2 separate regions of the Homo sapiens genome follow, and region 2 is linked to region 1. Evidence: chromatin loops called from intact Hi-C (ENCODE). Cell type or tissue: gastrocnemius medialis. All regions are shown on one strand. Links, peaks and the distances in the headings refer to the core of each region. The heading gives the core; the rest is flanking DNA. Region 1 holds the start of LOC105371102 (a long non-coding RNA gene). Region 2 holds the start of MIR6506 (microRNA 6506).

Region 1 (16,081 bases), core at 4,140-12,139:
TTCAGTTCCCTCATTTCTAAAATGGGGAAAAATAACAAGATGGGGTCTCTAGCAACATCAGAGTCACATGGGTTGAACGTTCATTATCTACAGAGCACAGCATTCCTGAAGAGTTGCAGGTAGTCTTTCAAGACAAACTCTCATTTAAAAAGTTGGGCTCTGAGTGTGTGGTGGTGCACACCTGTGGTCCCAGCTACTCAGGAGGCTGAGGTGGGAGGACTGCTTGAGTCCTGGAGTTCAAGGCTGCAGTGAGCTATGATCGCATCACCACACTCCATCTTGGGTGACAGAGAGAGGCACTGTCTCTAAAAAGCACAAATTAAGGCCAGGTGCAGTGGCTCACACCTGTAATCACAGCACTTTGGGAGGCTGAGGCGGGATGATCGCTTGAGCCCAGGAGTTCAAGACCAGACAGGGCAATGTAGCCAGACCCTGTCTCTACAAAAAATAAAATTAGCTGTGTGTGGCTGTGTGTGCCTTTGTCCCAGCTACTCAGGAGGATGAGGTGGGGGGATCGGTTTAGCCCAGGGGTTCAAGACTGCAGTGAACTATGATCATACCATTGCACTCCAACCTGGGAGACACAGTGAGAGCCTGTCGCTAAAAGAAAAAAATTAAAAATACAAAAAATATAAAAACATCAAATTAAAATGAAAAAGTTTTTTTAAAAATTGGGCTTTTGCCGACAAACAGTGAAAGGTTACAAGCAAAACCAAACCAAACCAGAGGTTAAGAGGCAACCTGGCTGGAAAATTCCCTGCGCTGCCTGTCAGCTCACCCACCCACCCACCCTCCACTGGAAGCAGCAGGAACATCAAATCTTTTAGGCAGGCTAGGCCCCTCCCCTATTCTTTCACTGATTTTTCACAACACCAAGAGGCTGAGTCTGTGATCATCCCATTTTGCAGATGAGGAGACTGAGGCTTGAAGAAATGAAACAGCCTGCCCAAGGCCTCCCAGCTAGTAAATGGGGAGTTAGGGTTCAGACTCAGCTCTTTCTGCTTTTAAAACACCTCTTCTTTATAAATTTTTAGTTACTTATTTAGATAAAGGGTCTTGCTCTGTCGTCCAGGGTGGAATGCAGTGAGGCCGTCATAGCTCACTGCAGCCTCGAACTCCTGAAAGCCCATACTCTCACTGGGACGTTATATGACCTTCCCTCTCGCCACATAAAATGAACTGCAGTATTCACAGCTGTCATTTATCCAGCCCTTTGCATGTGCAAGACCGTGAGCTAAATGCTTCCCATGCATAATTCCTTTTCACAGACATCTCTGAGGAAGGTTCTAGAACATTTCCACTTCATGGCTAAGAAATATCTTCCCTTTTGTCTGGAAATAAGCTAAAATGATACGTGAGCATTCAGAAACAATCCTTTCCTCCCTGTGTTTTAAAAGGAAGACAGAGAGGCCAGGTGTGGTGGCTCACATCTATAATCCTAGCACTTTGAGAGGCGGAGGTAGGTAGATCACTTGAGGCCAGGAGTTTGAGACCAGCCTGGCCAACAGGGCAAAAACCCGTCTCTAGTAAAAATACAAAAAATTTAGCCACGTGTGGTGGCGTGCGCCTATAATCCCAGCTACTTGGGAGGCTGAGGCACAAGAATCATTTGAACCTGGGAGGCGGAGGCTACAGCGAGCTGAGATTATACCATTTCACTCCAGTCTGGGCAACAGAGAGAAACTATCCCAAAATAATAATAAAATAAAAGGAAGACAGAGAACATGAGTCTTGCTTTTAAGTAATCAAGATCAAGATCCCTTTGTTTAAAAAAAAAACTACAAAAATACAAAAAATTTAAAAATACAAATACAAATTAAAAATTTTAAAAATATATATTTATTTTTATTTACCTAATGGTGCTGCTGCAGGAACAATGGTTACCACTGTGCACTTACTGACCTTTACTGTGTGCGCGTGTGTGTGGATATTTGTGTGGATGTGTGTGGATGTGTGTGGATGTGGATGTGTGGATGTGTGTGGGGGTGTTCGTATGTGGGTGTCTGGATGTGTGTGTATATGTGTATTGTGGATGTGTGTGTGTGGATGTGTGTGGGTGTGTGGATGTGTGTGTGTGGATCTGTGTGTGTGTATGTGTGTGTGAGGATGTGTGTGTGCATGTGTGGGTGTGTGTGTGGATGTGGGTGTGTATGTGTGCGTGTGGATGTGTGTGCATGTGTGGATGTGTGTGTGGGTGTGGATGTGTGCGTGTGTGGATGTGGGTATGGATGTATGGATATGTGTGTGTGTATGGATGTGCACATGCCTGTCACTTAGCCCAGGCTTAAGGACAAGAATAACTAGCATTTCTTAAGAGGCAGCTCTGCAGTAAGCTCTTGACTTGTGATCTCATTGAATGTCCTCATCTAGCCCATGAATCTGACCACTTAGGGACAAATGTCAACAGTAGACCCTAGGATAAATCAAATTATCTAAAGGATACAGAAGGACCTGAGTGTTGTTAGGACATAGATCAGGGATTCTGTGACATTTTCCAGGGGAGGGACCCCCTTCCAGGCCCCCAGATGTCTTGCTGGAATGGAGTCCTACAGACAGTATTGGATGGTGATGACGCTCCCCAACCAGGCTCAGCCTTGTATGGTGTGTAGCTTGCCCAGTGGTGCACCTGCCTCATCAATCTCAGAGATAGACGGTGGACACTAAGGCAACCAGGACAAAGGACACAGTATGCTCAGATCTGCACAAAGTCCTCATCCATCATCCTCAGCCCTCCAGGCCAACAGGCTTTGAGCCAAGGCCCTGCTTGAATTCACTTTCTTGGCTGTTCCTCAGAGATGGTTTTTCCCGAAGCTGTGGGGCTTATCCTGTGAGTGTGTCCTGTTCTTATCTCCATTTTGGATGGGAAGTAATGGGAGGTTACAAAATTTGCCTGATGCTGCATTAGCTAATAAGTAGCCAAGCTAGGATGCAGTCTGACTCCAGAATGTTTATTAAGTGAATCAGGGAAGGAGGGAAGGGAGTGGGAGAGAAGGGAGGGGGAGAGGGAGGGGAGAGGCGGACAGGGGAAGGGAGGGAAGGGAGGAAAGAAAAGGAGGAAGGAAGGAAGCTTTGAGTATAAACTACCAAGATAATTCCTTCAAGTTTATAAACTCCATGAGGGCAGAGACCTTATCCAATTTCCTCACAACGTCTTCCCAGCATTTGGAACAATGCCTGGCACTGAGTGTCATGAATATTTGTCAAATGTGCAATAAATTATTCTTTCTCACTCCATCCTTACCCCAACAATCCTCTTACACACACACACACACACACACACACACACACACGTGAGACACTCTTGGCACAGAGTAGGAGAGAAAAAAATTTCAGACCCTACTGATCATTTTCAGGCTCAGGCGAGGAAGCTTTAAGTGACAGGAATGTGACAGCCCTGGGCTGAAAGACTCCCGGTGGCCGTAGTGTAATAGCCGCGGTGAGATTTGTTTTGTCACACCTGCTGCGAAGTAATCACCTTAATGCCCATCAGCTGCTGCAGAGACCATGTGAGTCAGCCCCTATTTCATGGTTGAGAATGTGTCTCACTTCCAATGCTTCTCGCAGCATTAACTCTTTTATTTTTATTTCTTGTGACAGAGTCTCGCTCTGTCGCCCAGGCTGGAGTGCAGTGGTGCGATCTCGGCTCACTGCAACCTCCGTCTCCTGGGTTCAAGCGATTCTTGTGCCTCGGCCTTCCAAGTAGCTGAGACTACAGGTGCCCACCACCATGCCCAGCTAATTTTTGTATTTTTAGTAGAGACAAGGTTTCACCATGTTGGCCAGGCTGGTCTTGAACTCCTGGCCTCAAGTGATCTGCCCTCCTTGGCCTCCTTGGGATTACAGGTGTGAGCCACTGCACCCAGCCTGCATTGACTCTTTTAAGCATGAGTCCGGGGGGGACTGCCTGCCCCAGCCCCAAAGCTCTGGCACCCTCACATTTAGATTATTTCATGGGCTTCCTTTTTCTCAGCTGATTTAACTTGTCCTTTCCCCCAAGATCCACAGCCCCTGCCTGTTCTTCCTCTTTTCCTGCCACGACAGTGAGGAAGAAGAGGAGGGAGATTTCCCTACTCCCAGGGAATGGTGAGAACTCGGGAGATGTGGGATCAGAGGTCATCATCCTGGCTCTCTGACGTCCTTGGTCTGTGACCTTGGACACATGAGGGAGCACACAGAGTTGCTGTTTCCCGCGGGCACTGATATGCCACCCTGAGTGCTACGTCCCCTGCATGCATTCACCCCTTAATTTTAGCTTCTTGAGTCCTCGCAAGAACCCCAATAGAGTAAGTTCTATCTCTTTTATTTTATGAATGAGGAAATTGAGGTCGGAGAGGCAAAGTGACTTGTTCGAGGTCACCAGCTAGGATAAAGTAGTACCAGGATTTGAACCCAAGGTGTCTGTCTCGTGGGGGCAGAGCCCTTAACCTTAAGCTGTTCTGTTATCTTTATTCTCAATGCCAGGACCCCTTTTCTCTTTGCCTTACTCTTTTACAACGCAAGGACAAACCCCCGATTAGATGCCCCCAGTCCCACACTTGGTCTTGTCTTGTTCTGCAATGTTGAATTGTGTGTGGTGGAACTTGGACAGATTTTACTAAGTCAGGCTTTGGACTTTTCTGTACCATTGAAACTGACCCAATAGTCCCATCATAGATGTTCTTTTTTTTTTTTTTTTTTTTTGAGACAAGAGTCTCGATCTGCCACCCAGGCTGGAGTGCAGTGGGGCACGATCTGGACTCACTACAAGCTCCACCTCCCGGGTTCACGCCATTCTCCTGCCTCAGCCTCCCGAGTAGCTGGGACTACAGGCGCCCGCCACCACGCCTGGCTAACTTTTTTTTGTATTTTTTAGTAGAGACGGGGTTTCACCGTGTTAGCCAGGATGGTCTCGATCTCCTGACCTCGTGATCCTCCCGCCTTGGCCTCCCAAAGTGCTGGGATTACAGGCATGAGCCACTGCACCCGGCCCATAGATACTCTTTTGGATAAATACAGAAGTTGACCTTTCTGATCTTAAAGCTTGAAGCCCTCATTTGTCTTATCTGAGTTATTTCCTCAGGAAGGGACCCCCAGGCCTCTCAAAAAATATCAAAGAACTGAAACTCACCAGATTACCACATCCAGAGATGAGATACCAGACCCCTCATTCATCATGATTGCTTCCTTGCTCCTCCCGAGTTCCTGTTTTCTTCATGATTGCTTCCTTGCTCCTCCCGAGTTCCTGTTTTCTTATACATTGTTACATTTCTTCCCTGCTATGTAAACTCCTAGTTTTAGTTGGTCAGGGAGATGGATTTGAGACTGAGCTCCCATCTCCTTGGCTGCAGCACGCAATTAAAATCTTCCTTGGCAATACTCATCTTGTCAGTGATGGGCTTTCTATGCGGCGAGCAGCAGGACCTAGACCAAACCCCTGGTGTTTCAGTATCACCATTTCTCTGCACATAAACTGTTTATTTCAGAGACCAAAATGATGAGCTCCAATGCAGACAGTCAAAGTTTGTGAAGTCAGTCTGCTGGGAATGTGCTGTAGAAAAAGAACCCGGTTCCCGTAATAACTCTTAAGGCCCACAACAGTTGGCATTTACAGACCCCTTATTGTGGACCTAGGCTTGTGCTAAGCCCTTTACACACATGCTCACATAACCCACATCAAATGCTTACTAACAGAAAGATGCATCAGGAACCACCCCAACCCAGGACACCCACTTGCCCTGAATCAGGCCCAGGAGGTCAAGTTCACAGACCAGCCATAAGTGAGCTCCCAGCAGGCAGGTGTGAACTCTGAGTGTGCTCCTCACTCTGAATTTCCAGTGTGTGTTCCCTTGCTGACTTCCCTTTGCTTGACCCCTGGTTTCCAATGTGCAAAATGGCATTTAGAGATCTCTTTCTTGAGGCTTGGCAATTTTATCAACTTTACTGGAACAGGGCAGTAACACAAAACTGCCTCCGGAAAACAGGCAGCAAACATCTGGCAGATAATGCTTGAAACGCCTGTGTTTTCTCACTTCTTGACCCTATGTTCCACCCACCTCCTAGTACCTCCCACTGCTACCCCATCTCCCTACCCATCCTGCCCCCATCTTACTGCAGGCAAGAACTCTCAGAGGCTGTCAACAACCTCAGACTCATTTTCTCGCCTTCCTTCCAGCACTGAATCACATCATTAGTTTTTAATAATTCTTCTTGCAGCCCCTCTGGCTCGCTTCAGCTTTTCCACATCTAGTCTACCAACCCGCTCCTGCTGTTTATCTGGGTTTCAGATAATTAAGTATCTTTGGCCTCCACATGGGGCAGGGGTGTGGTTATCTTCCTTTTACACCCGCTTGCTGGATTTTCATAAAAAGGGATAGCATGCCCTGCCACTCAGCTTGCTCTGGGCAAAAGCAGGTTTTAATCAGCCAGAGACAGAACTGCAGCAGGCAGGGAAGGTAGGCGTGCGAAGGACATATTTCAAGAGCACAGCCTTTGAGTTCCAATATTTCCAGAGCCTGGGCTTGAAATCCAGTAACTTCGTTTTATTAAGAGGTACCAAGTGTGGTAAAGAGGACAGGCCCTGGGAACCTGGCAGAGATTCAAAATGGGGTAATAGTGCATGCATTGTGTTGAAAACCACACACACACACACACACACACGGAAAGTGTGTGCATTGTAGATAGCAGTTCTTTTAAAACATTTTCTATGCTGGCTAGTTTTCTAGTGTTTTATTGTTTTGATTCATATAATCCTCACTATCACCATCCAGGCAGAAAATATCACATAGCCTTTATTTTATAGATGAGGAAACTGAGGCACTGAGAGGTCAAGTCTCTTGCCCATGGTTGTACAGTTTCCATGAAATAGCATTCTAAGTCCAGATGAAATGGGAAAAGTTCCCTTGTCCCCCTCGCAGGGTGTGTGATGTCGGAGTGGCTCGCTTCTTCAGTGCCCCGCTGCTCAAACCTCTAGGGGACCATAGAGATGGGCCAGTTGTCGGGATCTGATCCCACGGCAGTGTCTAGGGGTGGATGTTTACAACTCCTGAAGCTTCAGTGTGTGTGTGTTACATGGTGCTCTTTTAGTTTTGCTATCTATAGGCGGCTTGTGTTAACTAGCTCAATTAGACCCTCTACGTTGTCCCAAGGACAGAGGGCTTTCTGTATCCTGGGTTCTTGCCTTGGTGCACCAGAAGAATCGGATCACACCTGGACTTGGAGAATGAGAGCAAGGTTTTATTGAGTGGAGGTAGCTCTCAGCAGATGGGGGAAGCCAGAAGGGGATGGAGTGGGAAGGTTTCCCCCTGGAGTCAGGCCGCCCAGCAGCCTGGGCACTCCTCCGACTGCCCAGGCCAAACTCCACTTTGTTCCGCCAGTAGATGGCCTGCCAGCATCTGTCATGTGCTCTTCTGCCAGCGTGTTCCTCTTGACGTCTTCTTGACATCCAGACGCTTGTGTCTTCTTTGCCGATCTGCAGCTCTTGACGTCCAGCAGCTTGTGTGTCACCTGCTAGGGTCTTGGGGTTTTTATAGATACAGGATGGGGGCATGGCAGGCCAGGGTGGTCTTGGGAAATGCAACATTTGGGCAGGAAAACAAAAATGCCTGTCCTCACCTAGGACTGTGGGCACAGGCGTGGGGGTGGAGCCCTTACCAGGGACCACACCCTCCTCTACCCAGCACTTCCCTTCCTTCCTTCTGTAGCATTTAAAGCGACCATGCCCTTCCCTTCCTATCACCTCTCTTGCATATCACAGAGTCCATGGTCTCAGTCATCAAGCTGTGGGGTCTCTCAACTAGCTTTGAATTCTACTTCTTACCAACTGTGTGGCCTGGAGCAAATACTTTGTCCTGTTTCAGCCTCGGCTTCCCCATCAGTACAAGGGGGACAGTGATATCTCCCTGCAGCATCATAGCAAGGGATGAAAACAGACACAGGTATGAAATTGGGTGGCCCTTCCTAGGTAGTAAGCAATTCAAAATTCCCTTCTTTCCTTTCATTGTTAACATTGTGCTTCGTGGGAGAGTAGGGCATCAGGGCTGCTTATGGTTGTCTCCAGAGAATTCCCAGAAAATATTCCTCTCCCCAAGAGAAGATGGGATTCACTGTGGTTTCCTTGAGACCCTCTTGGGAGGTGCCAACTCTCTTGAGAGTGGCTCTCAACCATTAAGTGCAACTCTACCCTGGGGCCTTGATTTTATTATGATGATTATTTAAGATTTTTTTATAAACCTGCATTTTTTCCCCTTTAATGAGCTGATAATTCTGAAGTCTGTTAGGAAGAGCTTCAAGCCAAGGGCAAAATGAAGCATGTGCGTTTATGTAACTTGACACATTTCAGCCACATTCAGGAGCTCTGCGTCACTTTAGTTGCACACAGGGTTTTAAATAGCATCTTCCAGGAACAGGTCACCATTGCCGGGGCCACTGTACATATCGGATGGGAAGAGATGCCCTTAATTGCAGAAGATCTAAGAAGCAGTTTGTCTTGGACAAAATATACAAGAAGTTGGGGTGTAGGGGAGGGAAAGGAAGGAAGAAGAAACGGAGAGACTAAAGGGAGGAGAGAGGAGGGAGAATTTCTAAGCTAGACTTCTGAATGGAAGGACCCTCCTCCTGAATTTCTAAATGTACTGGGAGGTGGGGAGGAAGGTGGGAATCTGTGTTGATTGAATGGAGAAATACATGTTAGTCTGGGCGCAGTGGCTCATACCTGTAATCCCAGCACTTTGGGAGGCTGAGGCAGGTGGATCACCTGAAATCAGGAGTTCCAGACCAGCCTGGCCAACATGGCAAAACCCCATCTCTACTAAAAATACAAAAAAATTAGCTAGGCATGGTGGTGTGCACCTGAAATCCCAGCTACTCGAGAGGCTTGAGGCACAAGAGTTGCTTTAACCTGGGAGGCAGAGGTTTCCATGAGCCAAGATTGTGCCACTGCATTCCAGCCTGGGTGACAGAATGAGACTCTGTGTCAAAGAAAATAAATAAATCAAATAAATGTTCTGTACTTGACAAGCTCTTGCTGCTACGAGTTGCCTTTCATGGTCAGAACAAGTTTCGAGAAGGAAAATACTCTCTAGAAGTTCCGTCTTCCTAGAACTGTATTACATTCTGCTCAGAGGACCACCTCTGAACCACCTAGACTCCATTGGGTTGGGAGGGAGATTACCATGTAAGACCCTGGTGATTATCAATTTTATGCATCAACTTGAGTGGGCCACAGGGTTCCCAGATGTTTGGCCAAAGATTCTTCGATGTATGTGTCTGCAAGAGCATTGGTGGATGAAATTAACATTTGAATTGGTAAACTGAGTAAAGCAGACTGCCCTCCCTAATGTAGAGGTGGGTGGGCCCCGTCCAATCAGTTGAAGGCCTGACTACAACAGAAAGGGTGAGTAGGAGGGAACTCCTGCTGCCTGATTGCTTGGGCTGGGACATGGGTCTTTTCCGGCCTTTGAACGCAAACTGAAACATCAGCTCTTCTTGGGTCTTGAGCCTGCCAGCCTTTGGACTGGAACTTAACACCGTCAGCTCTCCTGGGTCTCCAGCTGCCACCTATAGATCTTGGGACTTCTTGGCCTCCAAAATCCCATGAGCCAATTCCTTATCATAAATCTTTTTCCAGGCCAGGTGCAGTGGTTCACGCCTGTAATTCCAGCACTTTGGGAGGCCAAGGTGGGCAGATCATTTGAGGTCAGGAGTTTTGAGACCAGCCTGGCCAATGTGGTGAATCCCTGCCTCTACTAAAAATACAAAAATTAGCCGGCTGTGGTGGCGTGTGCTTTCAGTCCCAGCTACTCGGAAAGTCGAGGCAGGAGAATCGCTTGAACTTGGGAGGTGGAGGTTGCAGTGAGCCAAGATTATGCCAGTGCACTCCAGCCTGGGCAACAGAGTGAGATCCCATCTCAGAAAAAAAAAAAAGAAAAAAGAAAAGAATAAAGAAAAAACAAATAAAATAAATCTCTTCAGTAGTATTGGTTCTGTTTCTCTGGAGAACCCTGACTGATAGAGCCCTTTTTATTCTCAGAAATTTTCATTTGGATAGTTTATCAGGTTAGCAAAGACCTAGCAAGTTGGATAAAATGAAAATATAGGGAAATTGGCCTTATCTCTTTGGAAAACAGTTCATTGTTACCTAGTAAAGATGAACAGGTGATTATAACCTGCAGTTTTGCTCCTGGGTCTACCCCTGGTTAGCCAGTAGCTTCATGTGGCTATTTCAGTTTAAATTAATTAAAATTAAATAGCATGTAAAATTCAGTCTCTCGGTAGCCTGAGCCATATTTCAAGCACTCATTAGTAAATAATGGCTAGTGGCTACCCTATTGGAAAGCATACATTTGTATAGGACATTTCTATTGTTGTAGAACATTCTATTCACCAGCACTGCCCTAGAGAAACTACACATGAGCATCAGGAGGCATGTTCCAGAATGTTCATAACTGCCTCGTTTGTGGTCTAGCTGTACCACAGAATACTATACAGCAGTGAAAAATGAATGAGCAACAGGTATGAACATGAAAGCATCTCAAAAACAAGATGTTGAGCAACAGGTTTATATAAAGTGTATAAAAGTAAAAAATATAGGCCGGGCGTGGTGGCTCACGCCTCTAATCCCAGCACTTTGGGAGGCTGAGGTGGGTGGATCACAAGTTCAGGAGATTGAGACCATCCTGGCTAACACGGCGAAACCCCGTTTCTACTAAAAATACAAAAATTAGCTGGGTGTGGTGGTGTATGCCTGTAGTCCCAGCTAGTCGGGAGGCTGAGGCAGGAGAATCGCTTGAACCCAGGAGGTGGAGGTTGCAGTGAGCTGAGATCCCGCCACTGCACTCCAGCCTGGGCAACAGAGCGAGACTGCATCTCAAAAAAAAAAAAAAAAAAAAACTAAAAAATATAATTGTTCCGGGCTTCATATATGGGTGGTAAATGATAAAAATAAAAAGCATTACCACAAGTTTGTGATAGTGCCTACCTCTGAGGGAATGAGAAAAATATGAGGGAATGGGGCACACGGGGCCGTCTAAAAGTCACACACAGATTTTTACTTAAGTAGGATGTTGGGAAAATAACTGCTTTATTATTCCATAAAAATAATATAATAATAATTCTATGAAGTATGAAATAATAGTAAATAATAATAAAATATAATAAATCATATTTTATTATATTTTATTATTATTATAGTATATTTTATATAAATTTTACTATAAAAATAAAACATTTTATGCACACTTATATGTAGTTTGCACACACACTTCTATTTTTTAAATTGTGGCAAAATATATATAATATTTACTATCTGAAACCATTTCTAAGAGTACAGTTCTATGTCATTAAGAACATTCATACTGTGTGTAACCATCACCATCCCTCCCCAGAATTTTTTTCATCTTCCCAAACTGAAACTCTGTACCATTCAACACTCACTCCCCATTTTCCCTTTCCCCTGGCTCCTGGTAACCAGCATTCTGCTTTCTGTCTCTGATTTTGATGACTCTACATACTTCATAAAACAGGAATCAGGCCAGGCGCTGTGGCTCACGCCTGTAATCCCAGCACTTTGGGAGGCCAAGGTGGGTGGATCGCCTGAGCTCAGGAGTTCGAGACCACCCTGGGCAACATGGTGAAACTCTGTCTCTACTAAAATACCAAAAATTAGCCAGGCGTGGTGGCGCACACCTGTAGTCCCAGCTACTCAGGAGGCTGAGGGATGAAAATCACTTGATACCTGGAGGCAGAGGTTGCAGTGAGCTGAGGTTGTGCCACTGCACTCTAGCTCAGGCTACAGAGTGAGAATCCGTCTCAAAAAATAAAATAAAAAAAAAAGAAGTGGAATCACACGGTATTTTTCTTTTTGGACACACATTTCTAAGGGGAAAATGCTGAGAAAGACAGGCAGGGGAAGGTACAGTATCTGATATCTCCACTTAAATGTCTCAAAGATACCTGTAACTCAATCTGTCCAAGTCAAACTCATGATCCCCCCATCTAGTCCCAATACCCACCAGCCCTAGCTCAGCAAATGGTCAAGCATCACCATCTATCCATGGAAATCTCAAATTCCAAAATTAGACATCATTCTTGACCCCTCCCAACCCTCCACCTCATATATTCAGTTCATCATCAACTGGTGTTTGTTTTACCTCCTAAAATAATGCTCAGCTGTCCATCTTTCTCCATCTCCATGGCCACCACCCAGGTTCACATGCCCATCTCTGTCCTGCAGCCAGAGGGATTTTCTCACCATGTGAATCTGATTATAACTCTCAGATTTAAACACTGTCTTAGTCCGTTCCTGTTGCTGTAACAAAATTCCTTAGACTGGGTAATTTATAAATAGAAATTTAATTCTCACAGTTCTGGAGTCTGGCTGGGAAGTCCAAGATGAAGATGCCAGCAGATTCCATACTTAGAAGGGCTCATTCTCTGCTTCCAAGATGGCGCCTTGCTTCTGTGATCTCCAGAGAGGAAGGGCACCGTCTTCTCACAAGCAGAATGGACAGAAGGGCAAAAAGGACTGAACTTGCTCTCTCGAGCACTTTTGTTAGTGCACTGATCCCACCTCCTAATGGCCCTCACCCCTTAATACTATTGCATTGGAAATTAAGTTTCAACATGAATTTTGAAGAGTCATAAACATTTACACCATAGCAAACACCTTCCAGAATTTGTTAGCATGATAAAGCCCATGAGATCTTGCTGGATCTGCTCACACCTCTTCTCCAACTTCTTTTCTTCATCCATTCCTCACCCCCAGCTCCCTCCCTTACACACACACACCACTCCCTTGGGCCTCCTTTTAGTCTCCACCTCCCCACCCCCCGATACACACACCAGGTCCCCTCCTGCCGTGGGGGCCTTTTTGTTTGTGATGTTCCCTCTGCCTGGATCCCTCTCCTCCCACCCCCCTCTCCTTCCCTGGTGCTATGATCTGAATGTTTGTATCACCCCTAAATACATATGTCGACATCTAATTCCCAATGTAATAATATCAAGAGGTGGGGCTTTCAGGAGGTGATTAGGTCATGAGGGCAGATCCTCATGGATGGGATTCGTGCCCATGTAAAAGAGGCCCAGGGTAGCTTGTTTCTCCCTTTCACTGTGTGAGGACACAGTGAGAACTCACTATCTATGAGGAAGAGGTCCTCACCAGACACTGAATCTGCTGACACCTTGATCTTGGACTTTCCAGCCTCTTTTACCATGAAAAATAAGTGTTTGTTTGTTTGTTTGTTTGTTTGTTTGACGGAGTCTAGCTCTGTCGCCCAGGCTGGAGTGCAGTGGTGCGATCTTGGCTCACTGCAAGCTCTGCCTCCCAGGTTCACGCCATTCTCCTGCCTCAGCCTCCCGAGTAGCTGGGACTACAGGCGCCCACCACCACGCCCGGCTAACTTTTTTGTATTTATTGGTAGAGACAGGGTTTCACCGTGTTAGCCAGGATGGTCTTGATCTCCTGACCTCGTGATCCGCCTGCCTCGGCCTCCCAACGTGCTGGGATTACAGGCGTGAGCCACCGCGCCCGGCGGTGTTTGTTGTTTATAAGCCACCTAGGCTAAGAAAGGGAGAATGGCAGCCCAAATGGACTAAGGCACCTGATAAACTCTGTCCCCTCGAGGACTGAGATCTAGGGCATTTCTGGAGGGACACCTTCCCAGCACTTCCCCAGTCCCTGTCCCATTACCATCCCTGCAATCCTTTCCTTAGAAGCCTTTTGTAAATTTGTGTTCATTGGTGTGAGTGTATGTTCAATATCTGACTCTCCTCCTAGATGCTGACCTCCATGAGGACAGAGGCTGAGCTATTTTCACTCCCAAAAATGTTGACGGTACCCAGCACACAGCCAAACTCAGCGTAGGCACTCTGAGTGAAGATTGATTGAATGAATTAATGAGGGCTCATCTTCCTGCTTCTCCCACGGTCACATAATCTCAAGGGTTCCCTTCCATGTGGCAGGTCTGGGTGGTGAGAACTGCCTGGCTCTCTGATGGTTAGGGTGAACAGTGGGTCCATTCATAGGAAGGAACAGAGTGATAATGCAGCTAAGTGCGTTATTTTCCTGTGGCTACTGTAACAAACAGCTGCAAATGTGTTAAAACAACACACATTTCTTTTATCTTACAGTTCTGGAGGCTGGAAGTCTGAAATCGATTTCACTGAGCTGAAATCAGGTGTTGGCAGAGCCGTGCTTTCTGGAGGCTCTAGAGGAGAAGCCTCTTCCTCATTCATTCCAGCTTCTAGAACCGTACTCTTTGCATTTCTTGGCTTGTGTTTCCCTCCTCCATCTCCGAAGCCAGCAGCATGGCATAGTCCAGTCCCTCTCGATTGAGGTCATCCTGTCGCCTTTGCTCTTCTGTGTCAAATCCCTCTGTTTTTCTCTTAAATGTATGCCTAGCATTCCATTATTGGAACACTAAGCATGTGGGAGTTATTTATATGCTACTTCTCAAGGCTATCACCAGGTCTGATTTCTCAAATTCAAAAAATTGCAACCTCAGGCATAAATGGGTAGGGGCACTTGTGATGACATTGAGGGCCCACCTGGATAACCCAGGATGATCTCCCCATCTCAGGACCCCTTAATTTAATCACATCTGCAAATTTCCTTTTTAAAAATATATATTTTTCAGAGACGAAGTCTTGCTCTGTTGTCCAGGCTGGAGTGCAGTGACACGGTCATAGCTCATTGCTTCCTTTAATTCCTGGGCTCAAACAATCTTACTGCCTCAGCCTCCCAAGAAGCTGGGACCACAGGCACGTGCCACCACACATAGCTAATTTTTGAATTTTGTAGAGATGGTGACATAGTTCGGCTGTGTCCCCACCCAAATCTTATCCTGAATTGTAATCCCATAATCCCCATATGTCATGAGAGGGACCCGGTGGAAGGTAATTCAATCATGTGGGTGGTTGCGCCATGCTGTTATCATGATAGTGAGTTCTCATGAGATCTGATGGTTTTATAAGCATCTGGCATTTCCCCTGCTGGCATTCATTCTCTCTCCTGCCGCCTGGTGAAGAGGAACCTTCTGCCATGATTGTAAGTTTCCTGAGGCCTTCCAAGCTATGTGGAACTGTGAGTCAATTAAACCTCTTTTCTTCTTTCTTTTTTTTTTTTTTTTTTTTTGAGACGGAGTCTCGCACTGTCACTGGGCTGGATTGCAGTGGCTCAATCTTGGCTCACTACAACCACCACCTCCCGGGTTCAAGCAATTATTCGCCTCAGCCTCCCAAGTAACTGGGATTACAGGCACCCGCTGCCATGCCCAGCTAATTTTTTTTTGTATTTTTAGTAGAGACGGGGTTTCACTGTGTTGGCCAGGCTGGTCTCAAACTCCTGACCTCGTGATCCGCCCACCTCAGCCTCCCAAAGTGTTGGGATTACAGGTGTGAGCCATCACGCCCAGCCTTAAACCTCTTTTCTTTACAAGTTACTCCTTCTCGGGTATTTCTTCATAGCAGCATGAGAATGGACTAATACAGTTGGGATCTCATCACCTTGCCCAGGCTGGTCTTGAACTCCTAGGTTCAAGTGATCCTCCCGCCTAGGCCTCCTAAAGTCCTAGGATTAGAAGCATGAGCCACCATGCCTGGCCCAAAATCCCTTTTGCCGTGTAAGGTAACAGATTCATAGGTTCATTAGGACATGGATATCTTCAGGGACCATTCTTCAGTCTACCATATTGAGTGACCACAGCAATTCATATAAGGGCCAAGCCCAGAGCAGGAGCCACAGTGTGGCAGCAACAATGACAGAGACGGCCCTGGTGAGGCTGGGGAAAGGGGAAGATGACACACTACATGGGGCACCCTCATAGCTTCATCCTGTGCCGGGTTCTCATCATTTTTTTGAAATCTCCCAAAAAAGAAGCTTCTTAGAAAGACAGGGCAATAGATACCAGTAAATTGCATGTACCGTGGCCTGGCGATTAAGGGTTTTTCCATTCCCTTTGCTTATTTCTGGAAAGCTGCTGATGTGAGTGGCAGCAGAGATTGAGAAGGGCTTGTCCCTATCACGTGATGGTCTGAATTGAATAGGATAATGCTTGGCTGAGCCTCCTTCCCACATTTTCCTTCAAATAAAATACCAACCCTTTCTTGA
Region 2 (16,081 bases), core at 4,759-12,758, 83 kb after region 1:
CTGTGCATCCCATTCTGCAGGAACCCAGGTGGGGAAAGAAGGTCGAATAATCAGCACAGTGTTTTCCACCTGAAAAGGGGTAGTCCCTTCCCACCTCCGTCATTTACTATATCAGTATCTCATCGTGGTTTTGTTTTAAACCCCGAAGAAAATCCCCATGACAACATGGAGTCACCCACCAGAAGGCTCTTGAGGGCGCTCCTCAAACTGAATGAGATCAGCAGATTGGAGGATAACGGGGTCTGGTCTCAGCTGAGGGGACGGCAGGCACGAGGGGACAGGCGCACACAGGAGGTCGACGGGGGAGTCGTCGGTCAGGCGGAGAAGCTCCTGCTCTGTGTGACTGGGCCCTGGGCAAACAAGGAGGGCCGTGACACCACAGGACCTCCACGCCCACCCCCAGCACACACCCTGGGCTCACACCTGAAGTTTTCCTTCTAAGCCTTAAAGATAAGAGAGTCAAGAAGTATTTAAGGTATTAAAAAAAAAAAAAAAAAAAAACAAAAACCCAAAACCCACTAACAGGAAGATCCTGGTAATGGAACGCCTTAATAAGCTAGTTCTTCTGAAGATCCGTGTTCTTAGGAACACTGGCCCCTCAAAAGACCCAACCAGAGAAAAGGGTCCTGCAGTCAGCTTCCAAAGAGAAGGGACAGCCTGAGACGGGGTGTACGTAGTTAACAGCAAGTGGAAGCTCAGAATCCGAAGCCCTGGGCCTGGTTCCGTGGCTTCCTAGCTGCTGACTCTGGGTGAGCTGTAATACGTGACTGCCTGAGATTTCCGAGCCTCCGCTGCACAACGGAGGTCAGCACTGCTGAAGGCTGTGGGGCAGCTTCGGCAGATGATTCCCAGGAGGGCGCTTCATAAAACGTCAAATGCTGTGTAACTCAGTTATCCTAAGGGCACAGGGGACGGTAACGTGCTATCTCGCCGCATGTTATGAAGACAAAATTCTCACCTATAACGATGAATTCAAAAGTCCTTCAGAAAAGTTAGAACTGCTATAACATTCCAAGAATTGGCCTCTATCTACTACAGAGGTGGATCTATCTGAAATCTATGTGACTCAGTGTAATTTTGGGTAATATTAATGCATTAGTATATCAAATCCTGCCTAGGGCTGTCCTGTGACAAAGACGCCTTGACCAGCCATGAGTCAGGCACCCTGAGCCCTCTTCCGGATCAGGCCTGACCTTGGCCTTCCATGTCTGTTGCTGAACTTGCCGGCTCGCTCTAGAGTCTTAGCTTGAGTCAGTTTAGTGAGAATCCCCTCACCCTTCACAGCTGATCGAATTCCTTATTCCCAACCACTGATGTCTAGATCCTTGGCTGGCCTGCATGCCTATAGCAAGAATCCTCTTAGTAATTTTCCACCCACTGAGCCCTCACTCTGCTCCTAGGCTATGTATTGGGAGTTGGCTCTCTCTCCCCTGTTGCAAGTGTCATGAATATCCATTATAATAAGTGTCGGAATAATTTTTTTCTTCAACATCTGAACTGGGGTAAGATGATCATTATGGGGGTGCCAACATCCTTCAGGGACTTTAACCAGTCAACCATGCAATGCTAACAGATAAAGGTCAATTTTATCCTGTTACTAACTAAATACCAAAACTGCTTTGAAAAATGTGTGGCTATGTAACTTCAGCAGATTGGATGACTTGCTGGAGTCCTTTCCCTCGCTCTCCCCGACCCCAAAGCCGTTTCTCCTAGAATTTCACAAGCTCCTATGTCTCTGCTTTTCCTCTCTTACCACTGCCGTCAGCTCCAAGCTTGAGTTCCGAGGCTGTGTGCGATTCGGGCACCTCCAGGATGCGCTCGCCCTCCGAGGGCTGGTTTTCATGATTGGCAGGGGAGAGACTGAGTGAACTCAAACGACCTACAGGACAAAGAGCACCCGTCAGAGAGAAATGTCAGTGAGAGAACCGTGATTTTTTAAGGGGGGAGGGGATGGGTGCTTACTTACTTTTCATGTCATTTTTTAACACTACAATTCTCTTATGACCATGTCCTTTTATCCAGACCACCTGCACACAAGACATACTACTGGTTAAGCAGCGGAAAAGGAGGGGACAGAAGCCCTAACATTCAGGAAGAGTGTGACCTACGGAGCCTGCCTTAGGCTAGAATTTAGGAGCTGAGTTACTGCCAAGAAGCATGTTTCTCTACTCTCTCCTTAGCTTTTAAAGCAACAGAAGCTGACAGAAACATACCCCTATAAAAAGCAGAGTAGTTCAAAAATCATGAGACACAGTTTCAGAAATATCCTTTATAATTCTTAAAAAGACTGTCTTCCAAACACCAGCTTTGGCATATAAATTAAGGTAGTTCTCACATGAGAGCTCTTTGCCATTTTTTTGCAGAAACTGAACAACCACCTAAAAGAATTAAGAGCAATCTCTCAGACCCTTTAAACTAAGTTCATTATCAGCATCTTAAAGTCCTCTCCCTGATGGTGCCGCTCTCCATCTCAGCCAAGCAGAGTGGTAGTAGTGGAGCTAGGCTCCCAGGCCCCCTACATGTGCACACCGTCGCCAGGTCACTGATCTCAGCTCCCAGGCAAGCTTTGCCTGGGTCCTTCCTACTTCCTCTATTCTACTATTTTTACTCTGGCTCAATCCCTCCATCTAACACTGACCCAGACCTCTGCAGTGGCCAGGATCCTAGCCCAGTTCCCTTCTCCATGCCTGCTTCTCTCGGCTCTACCATGGACAGCACCACTGGGGTGCTTTTCAAATGCAAACCTGGGCTCCAGCTCTCTCCAACACAGTCCTCCCTCCTTACCTGGAGGAGCCACGCCCTCCCTAACCGAGCTCTCAGCTCCCTCTTAGCCTCTCGACACTCCATGCCACTTGTCACAACCCTGCATCTGCTCATGTCATCATCCCCTTTGCCCAGAATGCTCTCTCCCCTCCTTGTCACGTGCTTCCCTCAGGCACATCCTTGAAGGTTTTGCAACAGGCTCCCCAGGCTTGGGAAGTGGGCCCTGACACGGCCCTCCTCAGCGCGCCCACTGCCCTGACCGCCCTGACTAGTTGCCTGCTTGGGGGTCTTGACTCTCCCATTAACCAACACCTTTCTAGAGTTACAGCCTGAAACTTACTCACCTGGCATATAGGGATTTAATAAAGGTTTACAGAAAGAATCAAGGAGAAATGCTAAAATCATTTACTTTAGACCAACAGTATGTTTTGAAAGGATCAATTCAAAATGCCTGCCGTTCCATTATTCTGGCAGCATTTTATTTTTCTGTTCAGGACAGTTAGCCTGTGGCTGTTCAGAAGATGCTCTCCCGGAAGCTGAGAAAAATGCCCACCTGTGGAATTGCTCCCAAGAGCTCCTCCACGCTGCTGTGGCCGTAGGTCTTGGGCTGCAGAGTTTCTCCGACATACTTGGTATAGGCCATGGAAAACTCATGAAGGAAAATCTGCTGGTAGTGGTAAGTATGAAGTAAAGACCGCACATTCTTTGCAAACAAATACAGACTTGTGAGCTTCACACATTCTTCCATCTTATCATTAGTGAAAACCTGGTTAAAAAGAAAACGCAGCATTAGAAATATTAGTGACTGGCCCTGCCCCGTGGAAAGTGAAGGCCTCCCACTGAGGGAAAAGGCCCAGAGTTGAAGACGAAGACAAAGAAGAAAAAGAAGGCAACGAAGATGAGAAGATGAAGATGAAGAAGGAGACAAAGATGACGAAGAAGAAGGAGACGACAAAGATAAAGAAGACAACAACAAAGAAGATGAAGACAAAGACGACGAGACAAAAACGAAGATAAAGACGACAAAGATGAAGACAAAGAACAAGAAGACGAAGACAAGACGAAGACGACGATGAAGAAGACGAAGACGACGATAAAGAAGACGAAGACGACGAATTGGACAAAGACAAAGATGAAGAAGATGAAGATGACAAAAAAGACAAAGAAGAAGAAAGGAGGAGGAGGAAGGAAAGAAGGAAGAGGAGAAAGAAAAGGAGGAGGGATATATTCAAGGATTTCCTCCAAGAGAAGGCTATAGCCTCCAGCAAACTTCAGTTCTATTTGCAAGTCGAAGGCTGCAGCGGTCTGAAGAGACAGTGTGTGAGTAGGGAAGAAATCGGGGGAGGCAAACTGTGTTGGCAAATCACGGTACACACAGTGAACACTGGGGCCATTAAACTGCACCTCCAAACCAGTTTTCCAAGAAACACTGTGATAAGAGGATGACACTAGCATTCTTTAAAAACACATCAAAAGCAACAAGAAACAAACACAAAACCCTTGTGTATGCAGGGTAAGGAAGCAGATTTCTTTACCACAAACCTTTTCAAAGTGTTTAACATGCTATGGAATCGCCAAGAGAAAGGATATTCCCAATCTTAGCTGGACAGGGAAAGTCCTTTGTCCTGAAATATGCATTAACACCTGTCCAGAACTGGTGTTCTTAGGATAGATATTAACAGAGTTTAGAAAATGCTGGATGTATATCCTTTCATTATTTAATGATGTGTCCCACAGTTAGATGATAATGGCATATCATTCTTTTAAATTGCTGGAGCTCATTTGTTAATATCTTATTTAGGATCATTTTAAGGGACTATCTTATGTTTTTGGTATTAAATTTATTTTGGCTTCGTAAAAATAAATGGTAAGCTTTCCTTTTTTCTTTTTCAGCAGCCTAGAACAGTATTTTTTTTCTTGGGGATGGGTTCTTGCTATGTTGCCCAGGCTGGCCTCAAACTCCTGGGCTCAAGTGATTCTCTAGCCTCAGCCTTCTTAGTAGCTGGGATTATAGACGTGTACCACCTTGCCGGGCCCCAGAATGGTTTTTTAAAAGGTAGATTTATCTGTTCTTTTAGGGTTGGTTGAAATTCAATTGTTATCTCACTTGGTCCTGATGCCTTTTTCACTGGTATATTTCAGTGATCTTTTATAGTCTCTTTTATGGTAATTGGTCTAATTTTTAACTTCTTGAGTGAATTTTGGTAACTTATTTTTTCCAGGATTTCATTTATTTACTCTAGGTTTTTATATCTGTCGCCCGAGAATTGCATGCAGTATTCTCTTAAGATTCTCTCAATCTTGGAGCGCCATTCTTGAAAGGCTGCCTGGGGGACTGGCTGGCCAACCTTCCTTTCTGCCCTCACCTTACTCATCTCTCTCTTCAAGCCACCACATAAACCATCTCATTCAGAAAGATAAAACAGTAGCGAAATCCATCCTGGAATGGGACAAACACACCCCAGAGCCAGGATCAGGAGACCAGGCTTTCATCCTAGAACGGGACAAACACACCCCAGTGCCAGGATGAGGAGACCAGGCTTTCACTGGCTTCTGCCACCCATTTAGGCAGGGCTGCTTCACTGCCTGAGGTCTCGGCGTGTTCATCCATGAAATGGTCTCTCGGGTCCCTTCCAGCTCTACACACTCTAATCTAGACCATCAGGTAATCCGGAAATGCCCAATCGATAGTTTTCAATGATAGTTCTAAAGAGCCATTAACGTGCCTACCTCAACCAAGTATGGCAGGCTCTTCAGCAGTTCGGTCAAGGTCATGAATCCATATTCACAGGGGTTAAGGGGAGTGTTGTGGGTACTTTCGTAATGTCTCTTGAGCTCCTCAACAGAAAGATGGGTGGTTCCTTCCCAAGACATCAACAATACCAGCAACTGGGCAGTGAGAGATCGCAGAGACTTTCGGTTGATCAGCTGAATCTGTCTGCCAGATTCTATATCGGCAACCTGGGGAAAACGAGAATTCACACTTTTCAGAGCTCAAGAGAGACACCCTAGGTTATACCCAACTCAGCTCACTTCATTTTGGTTAATGAGACCAACAGATGAAAAATCTCTAATTTTTTTCTCTTACACTGAAATAAAGCAAGTGGGTTTGTTTTTAGCGTCTTTGGGACACCAGACCAACATGGAAGCAGAAACTGTCCTCCCCCTGCCGGTCCATAACTGAAAACTCTCAACAAGATAATAATGGGGGAGGAAATTGCATCATTCTCTTTATTTTTCATTCATTCTTTCCAAACCCCACTATAAGAAGGACACAGACTGGCCAGCTGATGGCCAGTGGTCCAAGCTTGTGAAGTGTGGGTTGCTGTGCTCGAAGGGGGGTAGGGATGGGGAGGCTAGACTCTAAGCAACACTCACATGGCTTCTGTGCAGACCCGACTTGCCCATATGCGTCCCCAGGGCGGGCTGGGGAGGTGAGAGAGGGCCTACTCTGATTACAAGGCAAGCTGCATTTTTCTAGTCTGCTATTACTCACCACAAAGCTGGTATTTTCATCTGACTAGTAACTGTCCACTCCTCAATTATTTCAGATTCTCAAGGAGATAAAGGGTTTAAGCGGTTAAATGCGCTGAGAGGGAAACCTTACAAAAAAGACAGAGATTGTCACTTGGGGACCAAACACCATGTGAAGAAACACGCATCTGGTGACTGAGCCAGCAGGCTGTGGGTGGCGAGGGTGAGGCTGTGGCGTGAGCCTTTCCTGGCACAAAAACAGGCAGAGCTTTGGCACACACACGGCTCCGGCACTGCTCTCACAAACCAATGCTCATCCTGACAGCTTGTTTGCCCCCTTTATCTGGTTTTCCTGCCAGGGCCAAAGGTCTTGGCAGGGCTAAGTCACCACAAGTTGGCACTCTTTGGACCGTGGATTCTGAGAGGCAGAGAGAGGTGGGTGGCACTTGAGGAGCCATCCCAAGACCAGGGCATCTTTATCTGGTTCTGACATGTGCCCAGAGCCAAGGCAGGAGGGAGGCTGGCAGGGTCCCACCCTACTTATCATGATTATGGGACTGTATAGATTTCCTCCTCAGAAGCGGGTTTAATCAACCAACCGATACAAGTCCAGGGGATCCCAGTCATCTTAGCCACCCAGACCCCCACCATCACTACAGCTGCTTAGGAAAGAAACCAAACCAGAGCCTGCTCCTCTGGTGCGACTTGGATCCATCCCTTGATTCTCAATCCCGGCTATGCATTAGAATTGCCTGGGGAGCTTTTAAAAACACCAATGCTCAGAGTGTGCTGGGACTAATTCTATAAGAATCTGAAAGGTAAGGTTGGAGAAGCTCCCAGGAGACCCAGTGGGCAGCCAGGGAGGCACCACGGAGCCTCTCTCAGCTCTCCCCATTCTTGCTGCTCACACCCCAGCTGCCCACCCATCACACTCACCCAGCAAAGCCCTAGGTCATGGCGTGGGGTCTTCCTATCCACCTGAGTCCACCCCTTTCATCATCCTGGGCAACTGAACACCCAGGGACCTGTCCCACACCACAGCCGTATAGCCTTTCAATGCCTTGCCTCTGTCATCTCCGACGACATCCTCCTGTGTTCAATTTCACTGCAGACACCCATCTCCAGGGTCACAGTGCAAACCTGTCATTACCCCATCCAACATAAATCATTCAAACCTCCTGAGCATCCCACTTGCAAAAGCAAGTCTGGAGCTGCTGTTGGGGTGGGAGTGCAGAAAGAGACTCTACCCGCTCAACTCCGCCCCTTCTCAAACCTCAGCAGCATCACTGCCTCCTATCTGCTCCCAATTTGCCAGCCCACTCCCTTGCTTCACTCTCCTCTTTTGTCATGCTGGCACTGACATTCTTGTCAATATTTAAATTCGCTCATCCCATGCCTTTTCCTGACGCCCATCGGTAAACTCCCACCTTGAATCCAACCACCTGCTTTCCCTGAACCGACACCTGCATAGCCACACCCCAACTGCTGCTCTCCCAGAGTCTACGGTGCCAACTTGCAGTGAGCTCTCGATACCCCTGCACTCCACGTGACATCCTGATCAAGCCACTCTCCACTCACCATGACAACTGTGGACCTTCTCCCCACTCCTAAGTCCTGAGCCCTGCCTCTCCTCTCTCTCTCTAAGCAGAGATCAGTCCCTCTCTCTAGTGGAAAACCACTCTTGGAAGAGGACTCCCTTCTATTCCTGATGATAAACATCAGACCTGCCCATGCCTGCCCCCAGCCTATTGCCCTGTATACTTCCTCCTTCCTCTGTGTGCTGTTTCCTAGTCTCCCACACCTCAAGGCCCTCCTGTCTTACCCCTTCTCGCCCTTGTATGTTCATCTTCTCTCTCTAGACAGATCCACATCAATGGCTTTCAGACATGCTCAAGTTTTTCCAGGTAGGAAAACCAACAGCCCAAATCCTCCCTTGCTCCCTCAGCCCCACAGCCTCTAGCTGCTGCCACAGCCCTCCATCTTCACAAGCAGACAAACCAGGATGCTGTCCAGATGACCTGGGCCATTTTCTCACCTCTCCTCACTCCTCACCACACTCCAAGGTGGCTTCTGTCTACACAACCAACACTGCCACTGACCTGGCCAGCAGCACCGACTCTTCCCACTGAGCTAAACCTGGAAGTCAGGCAGTCCCTCTCTGACCAGCCCTCCTGCGATGCTGCTGGCCATTCCTCTGCCTTGGCTCAGGGATGTTCGGCTCTCCTGGTTGTGCTTCCTGCTCTCTCACCTCCTCCTCCAACCAATCAGTACCTAAGGAGAGCTCTGAGCGTTCCTACCTCTGCCAAGGTAAGAACGTCTTCTTAGCTGCAGTCCAATACATTAAAAAACAGTGGGGGCTGGGTGCAGTGGCTCATGCCTGTAATCCCAGCACTCTGGGAGGCTGAGGTGGGCGGATTACCTGAGGCCAGGAGTTCGAGATCAGCCTGGCCAACACGGTGAAGCCCTGTCTCTACTAAAAATACAAAAACTAGCTGGGCGTAGTGGCGGGCGCCTGTAATCCCAGCTACCCAGGAGGCTGAGGAAGAAGAATCTCTTGAACCTGGGAGGCGGAGGTTGCAGTGAGCCAAGATCGCACCACTGCACTCTAGCCTGGGCCACAGAGCAAGACTCCAACTCCAAAAAAACCCCACAGTGGGAAGGAAAGGGAGAGTGAACCCGTTCTGGCTGTTTACGGAATTAAATGACACAGAAATGTGTGCAGCTAGTAATGGGCCTGTAACTGAGGGTGCCGTCCTTCATGCTTCCCTTTCCATTCCTTCCTCCTGGCAGTGACTTCTTCTGGTCCTGTGGGGGAGGAGGCCGAAAACTGGCAGCTGCTCTGCCTAGGACAGGAAGGGTCAAGTGCAGTCCAGGACAGCAAACAGCACGAGCTGCCCTCTCTACTACAGCTCTGCCAGTGACAAAGGCCACTCTGCACCCTCGCTTGCTCCTAAGCCTACTCCTAAGTGGGTGAGAATGTGGAGGGAGAGGACACTGTGTGATTACGGGCTCCCAAGAACGTCACAGGCAAAACTCACACTGGAAGGAGTCAAGCTCAGGCCAGCAGTGCTGAGGCAGCTGCACCTCATGACCGAACCCTGGGGTGAAGAGTGACCTCATCAGTTCACAAAGGCATTGCTTTGGCAAGGCCATTCAGAAACACACAAGAGGAAGACCAAAACTCTCAACTTCCAAACCAAGGCTTCTATTACCTAATAAGCACTAATGACACAAAACGAGTCATAATGCTGTGACAGTTAAGTAGTTCAAGGTGTAAATAAAGAAACGCTACAGCACACGCAAACGTCCTAATGAGAATTAGGTCACTGTGAGTTTTATCCCATGAGGGAAAAAAAAAAAAAAAAAAAAAAACATTTACCTTCACGACATGGCAGAGTTTCTGAGTTAAAGCCGAAATGGAACTGACATCATAGTCTTGGAGACGAAATGTATAACCAAAAGTTTTAGCATATTCTGTAAGGAGATCTGTCATCATAAGGCAGTTATCTTTTTGGGACCGAAGGAGTTTAACAAACTGGGCAGCTAGAGCTTTGAACCGCTCCACCTCTGTCAGAGTAAGGATCTTTTCTTCTCCACATTCCAATACCTTTGAAAACACACGGGGGGAGGAAAGGGAAAATAAACAAATCACGGGTGTTTACAGAATAGCAAAAAAAGTATGCAGCTAGTAATGAAAAAACAAGTCAGCGTTACTGAATGGGTATAAAGTTTCAGTTGTGTAAGATGAAAAAGTTCAGAAGATCGGTTGCATAACAATGTGAATGTGCTGACCACTACTGGACAGGAGATATAAAGATAGTTACGAAGGTAAGTTCTATGTTATGTGTATTGTGCCACAATAAAACAATTTTTAAAAAGCACTTCAGTAGTAAAAAAAGAAAATAAAATCAACAACAGAAATTTGGTTTAACTTAGCAACAGCGAACAGCTTAGCACTGATGTTACCTCATGTACTCAGACCTACCTTCAACACGAAGGATTTTAAAAGTATAAAAGTAATGAACAAATATTCAGTGTAAGAAATCAGCAGGTGTGGTGGCTCACGCCTGTAATCCCAGCACTCTGGGAGGCTGAGACAGGCGGATCAACTGAGGTCAGGAGCTCAAGACCAGCCTGGCCAACGTGGTGAAACACCATCTCTACTAAAAATAGAAAAATTAGCTGGGCATGGTGGCGGGCACCTGTAATCCCCAGCTACTCGGGAGGTTGAGGCAAGTGAACTGCTTGAACCCGCAGGCGGAGGTTGCAGTGAGCCAAGATTGCGCCATTGCACTCCAGCCTGGGCGACAAGAAAGAAACTCCGTCTCAAAAAACAAAAACAAACAAACAAAAAAAAGAAAACCTACTGAATCTTTTTTTCAATAATTACCCCCAAAACAAGTTTGAATAATCCTTTATTGAAGGAAAAAGCCATATTTATCTAAAAATACTAATGAGTCAGGAATATGGCTTCTCTGACTGGAATAGCTTAGATTTTCATCCTCTTTCGTAACTCCCTACTTCCCAGAAAAACAGGTCTGGAACGTGAAAAAGTATTTCCTATACGTTGTTCAGAAAAATACTTTATAAAATTAGAATTTCTTCACTCACTTGTAAAGTATCAGGTATGGCTTCAAAAAGTTCAAGTAGTTTGGTAAACCCATAGTACGCAAGTTTGCACTGCCGGCCAAAGTGGTGATGGTAAGAAGGGATAAATTTATTAAAGGGCATCCGGAAATGGGGTTGGTGACGCAGCAAATCAACGACATCCTTGGAGAACTGTTTTGTCCTTTCTATTTCATCCTGAGTGCGTTCTTTTAAAAAAACCAAAAAACATAAAATCACAGTTTTTTTCTACCCATTTGTGTTCAACATCCACACTAGAGTAAATCCTTTTGGGAATTTATAAACGATATCATCCTTGCCTTCCAAACACACACAACCTAAAACAAACACATATACTCTTCCCTCTTTGCAAGTGGTTCTCAAACATGTTCCAGGGCAGAACACCAGGAAGTTATGATATTATTATATTATGAAATTCATATATATTCATCTTATAAGCTAGAAACAATGTCATCTTATAAGCTAGAAACAATTTTCTAGCCCCTGCCCCATATCTATTAACATGACACACACCCAGGTCCCTGTACTTAAGCAAGTACTCTAGAAATTATTCCCATGAAATCACGCTTCTGAATATCCCCACTTTTTTTGTTTATTCATCTGATCTTCAGTTAAAACTTGCTAGCAGAAGAGAGAATCAGGCTTCAAAAGTTGAACAAAAATAAACAGGAGGGAAAGCTTAAGCTGAGATTGTTTCTATTAATTTTTAAGTGAGAATGGGCCCTGGAATTCTATGATTTCATGGACATCAATGTTCTGCAGGAGCACCGTTTAAGAACCAGATAATAGAAGGAGGATACGACCATACAGTCACCCCTTGGTGTTCTCAAGGGATCGGGTCCAGGACCCTGCCTGGATACCAAAATCCGCACCTACTCAAGTCTTGCGGTCTGCCCCGCGGAAACTGCAGACACGAAAAATTGGCCCCCAGTATCCATGAGTTTCGCATCCCTCAAATACTGTACTTTCTACCCGTAACTGGACCTGTGCAGTTCTGACTTCAACTATTAAAATTTGAAAGGCAAAAGAAAAAAAAACATTCGAGTTGTCTTCCCTTCTCAAGTGTGCACAGTAAATAAAGTAGCTCAGAGTTCAACAGAAGAGCAAAGCCAACAGGCACGGTGACAGATTCTCAACTGGATGACTAAGGCTCATGTAGCCACAGCCAGGCTGCAGAAGGCATTTGAGCAAAGTGCTGATGATGCCCCTTTTTCCCCTTAGAGTCAATTCTAAAAAGCCAGCCTGCTTTTGTTCTTGAGAACAGCTTCACCTACTTTGAAGAACACAGAATCCAAAGAGCAGCAGTTTTCACACTGTGCTTTCTGTGGAATCTTCAGGAAGCACGGACAGGGAGGGAAAACCACATCTTCCATGCCACACTATGTTAAAATAACAGGAGATAGACAATATCCTTCCAGCAAATGTTAAGTCACATACCTCTTTTGGGGATACAAATCACCATTTCATTATCTTGTTGGGACAAGCAGATGGTTGTGTCTGGAATCTCTGATACGATGTCAATCAACTCACAAACACCATATTCAGTGACATCCCAGTCCTTTGAGAAACACCTAGGTTTTAACAACGGAAGTGGATACGGAATGAGTAGTATCATCGGTAGAAGAACTACAAGTTTTCCGGCCGGGCGCTGGGGCTCACGCCTGTAATCCCAGCACTTTGGGAGGCCGAGGTGGACGGATCACGAGGTCAAGAGATCGCGACCATCCTGGCTAACATGGTGAAACCCCGTCTCTACTAAAAAATAGAAAAAATAAGCCGGGTGTGGTGGCGGGCGCCTGTAGTCCCAGCTACTCTGGAGGCTGAGGCAGGACAACGGCATAAACCCGGGAGGCGGAGCTTGCAGTGAGCCAAGATCGTGCCACTGGGCGACAGAGCGAGACTCCGTCTCAAAAAAAAAAAAAAAAAAACAAAAAACTACTACAAGTTTTCCAAAAGAATGCTTAATAGAAATACTAGATAACTATTTAGAGTTTGGCAGAAGATAAAATGTCCTAAAATATTTACTTTCATTTCTGTTCTTTTCATCAACTCACCAGTGATAAGCCTGTGAGAATTCTCTCACAATGACCTGTTTGCTGGCCTGGGATTTGAGAAGTTTTAGTAAATCCTGAGTAAAGCGCTTCACCTGGGCCCTGTGGGTAAGGGTCAGCAGACGTTTGGAGCCCATTCCAAGAATCTGCAAAGCAAATAGTTTATTTATACACATAAGACCTCAGCAGACAGCGACTTCCTTGCTGCTGGCTCACCCTCTCGTTACTAGCCTCAGAGCATGACTCCCTTTATGTAGAATGTGTGCAATTTGAAACACATGTCGATCAACAAAATGTAGTTGGTCAAAAGGAACAAATGTCCAAGGCCTTCTGAAACTCTTATCGTTTTTGGCCTGGCACACCTTCTCCCAAACAGTCGTTGAGTATAAAAATGAAAAGTGTAATCTTTTGAAAAGAAAAGTCGTGAGTACAGAAATGAAAACTGTATTGGTTGTCCAGACAAATTGGTCTACAAGTTTTTCAAGCCGTTTTTAGTGAGTGGGAAGCTGTTATAACACTGTGAGTTAACTGGTAAAAGTCTTCATAGGATCCAGTGCTACACTCTAGCCCAGTAACTTGTCTCCAACTAGTTAAATTTAGAAGAAAGGTTAAGCCCTTGACTCTCACATAGGCACCAACATACAAGTATGTGGCTATTCATGGGAGCTTCCTTGTAATCATGAACAGTTCTGGAGAAAGCTGTGCTGGGATGAAGAAGGTCTATAGAGCTTAGAGGGAAAATACTCCTCAGTCCTCCAAGGAGTTCCTCTAAAACTGGAAACTAGCAGCGTTCTGAAAAATTGAGAAGCCGCCTGTGTGTGTTATTCCTGCCCTCTGAAGAAAGTTTTTAGTGGATGTTCTGCCCAGAACTGACTTCTTAGGAATTAAACTGTTTCTTTGATGGAGGCAGCCAAAGCCATGGAGGAACATTCCTGCCTGTAAACAAGTAATCCCGTGACACGCCTTACCTGCAATACATGAGGCACTGCTTCTAATAACTCAATCAGCTTGGAGTATCCGTAGTCTGACACTCGGCACTGCTTTGCAAAATGATGGTGATAGGATGGGATGAAATGACTGATGGGTATGACACAAGATGGCTGGCTTTTCAGCAAGTCAATCACTTCTCTACTGAACTGGATCAGCTGGGGGTTACCTACAGGACTCTTCGAACGCAGAAGCCAAGGGTCTAGAAGAAAAAGAACGTGTATAAGACAGAAAGCACAGATTTCACCAGCTGAAAGAAGGGAAAATGGCCCTGCAGTCCCTGGCTTGAGTTCGATCATGGGGAAGCAAACAAAACCAAATACAGTAGCTGCTTTACGTCTCAGTTTCTATATTCAGGTCTCATAGTCCAATAACTAGCTAACTAACTTATTCACGGGCTGTCAAATGCTGTCCCACTAATCCTCAAAGTTAAGCGGCCAAGGTAAAGCAGAGTCTACTATAGTGTTATTTATAGCAGAAGTCAAAGTACACAAGAAGCTCCCAGTTTAGAAACTAGTTATATTTCCAAGATCCTTCTGAAACTTGGTCATGTGGAACGTACCTTTCCACAAAGTTATAAATGGTCATCAGGTAGGTGGCCCAGAAGAGCAAAATTAATCCATAGTGGAGCTGAAAACGTTACCCAGAAAACCACAGAAAGTGATAATGTTGTAAGATTAGCATGACATAAAAGGGTGTAAGGAACAGGTTTTTGCACCATCTTGACTGCTTATACCTATTAAAAAGGTATAAGTAATCAAACGGAAATCTTTATAGAAAGGTGGAGAGGCTTGCTGGTCGCGGCGGCTCATGCCTGTAATCCCAGCACTTTGGGAGGCTGAGGCGGGCGGATCACGAGGTCAGGAGATCGAGACCATCCTGGCTAACAAGGTGAAACCCCGTCTCTACTAAAAATACAAAAATAAATACAAAAAAATTAGCCGGGCGTGGTGGCAGGCACCTGTAGTCCCAGCTACTCAGGAGGCTGAGGAAGGAGAATGGCATGAACCCAGGAGGTGGAGCTTGCAGTGAGCCTAGATTGCACCACTGCACTCCAGCCTGGGACACAGAGCGAGATTCCGTCTCAATAAATAAATAAATAAATAAATAAATAAAATAAAATAAAATAAAATAAAAAGTGGAGGCTTGTGGGCTCATGGCTTAGGAGAAAGGAGGAGTGGCATAATCTATGGCCCCTGAGAAGTCTAAGACAGAGGGAAAAGAAAGGAGGTGTCCCGTAAGAAACCTGAGTACACACATTCCTAAGAGCAGGCTGACTCAGAAAGAATTCCTTGGTTATCCTCACCTTTTTTCCTGTAGGGTAAGGGAGGTGGGAGAAGCAAAAGTGTTGGGGACAAAGAGGAGGAAGTATGTGTGTATACACAGGAAGGCAACAAGTAAAGTGTCGTTCACGGGCAGCAGCCTTGGATATCTGCAACTCAGGACATGCCCGTAACTCAGACACTCACCCAAGTCTAGGTCCAAATACCTTGGTCTTTTAAATTTATTTTCACATTTATCAAAGTCCAAAACGTGGACCAAAATGACTTTCGAAGGTAAATCTGCATTAAGTGGTATTTCCTTCAAATACCTGAAAGTACTTTTTTTTTTAAAGACAGAGTTTCGGCCAGGTGCGGTGGCTCACGTCTGTAATCCCAGCATTTTGGGAGGCTGAGGCGGGCGGATCACGAGGTCAGGAGATCGAGACCATCCTTGCTAACACGGTGAAACCCTGTCTCTACTAAAAATACAAAAAAAATAGCCGGGCGTGGTGGCAGGCGTCTGTAGTCCCAGCTACTCGGGAGGCTGAGGCAGGAGAATGGTATGAACCGAGGAGGCGGAGCTTGCAGTGAGCTGAGATCCGGCCACTGCACTCCAGCCTGGTGACAGAGGGTGACTCCGTCTCAAAAAAAAAAAAAAAAAAAAAATCCTGGGCGCGGTGGCTCACACCTGTAATCCCAGCACTTTGGGAGGCTGAGGCGGGCGGATCATGAGGTCAGGAGATCAAGACCATCCTGGCTAACAAGGTGAAACCCGTCTCTACTAAAAATACAGAAAAAAAAAAAAATTAGCCGGGCGTGGTGGCGGGCGCCTGTAGTCCCAGCTCCTCAGGAGACTGAGGCAGGGGAATGGCGTGAACTCAGGAGGCGGAGCTTGCAGTGAGCCAAGATTGTGCCACT

What was found. Peaks named below come from ENCODE experiments on the same cell type or tissue, not always from the same donor. Only the 100,000 strongest peaks of a DNase experiment are listed, where the experiment ranks them.
Region 2: it touches region 1 in a loop (5-fold over the local background); 7 of 110 quality-filtered maps call a loop at or near these places.

The regions. Positions count from the first base shown.
Region 1 is chr16:15,515,819-15,531,899 of GRCh38, forward strand. The region is part of intron 2 of MPV17L-BMERB1 (MPV17L-BMERB1 readthrough); the gene reads left to right. All of the region lies in intron 2 of BMERB1 (bMERB domain containing 1), which reads left to right. It overlaps LOC105371102 (a long non-coding RNA gene), which reads right to left and starts at 5,193. Exons shown (of 3, transcript XR_933129.3): 1 at 5,108-5,193. In gastrocnemius medialis, for the core only: no CTCF peak of the experiment used is centred there; DNase peaks (open chromatin) are centred at 7,393 and 8,363; H3K27ac peaks cover 3,384 bases.
Region 2 is chr16:15,598,675-15,614,755 of GRCh38, forward strand. MARF1 (meiosis regulator and mRNA stability factor 1) reads right to left here. Exons shown (of 27, transcript NM_014647.4): 17 at 13,883-14,103; 18 at 12,918-13,060; 19 at 12,301-12,434; 20 at 10,849-11,051; 21 at 9,617-9,844; 22 at 5,494-5,724; 23 at 3,317-3,529; 24 at 1,967-2,027; 25 at 1,754-1,879; 26 at 180-350. MIR6506 (microRNA 6506) reads right to left here and starts at 12,421; the gene lies at 12,356-12,421. RefSeq lists enhancers at 551-1,750, 11,798-12,092. In gastrocnemius medialis, for the core only: no CTCF peak of the experiment used is centred there; DNase peaks (open chromatin) are centred at 6,507, 9,217, 10,416 and 12,000; H3K27ac peaks cover 5,529 bases.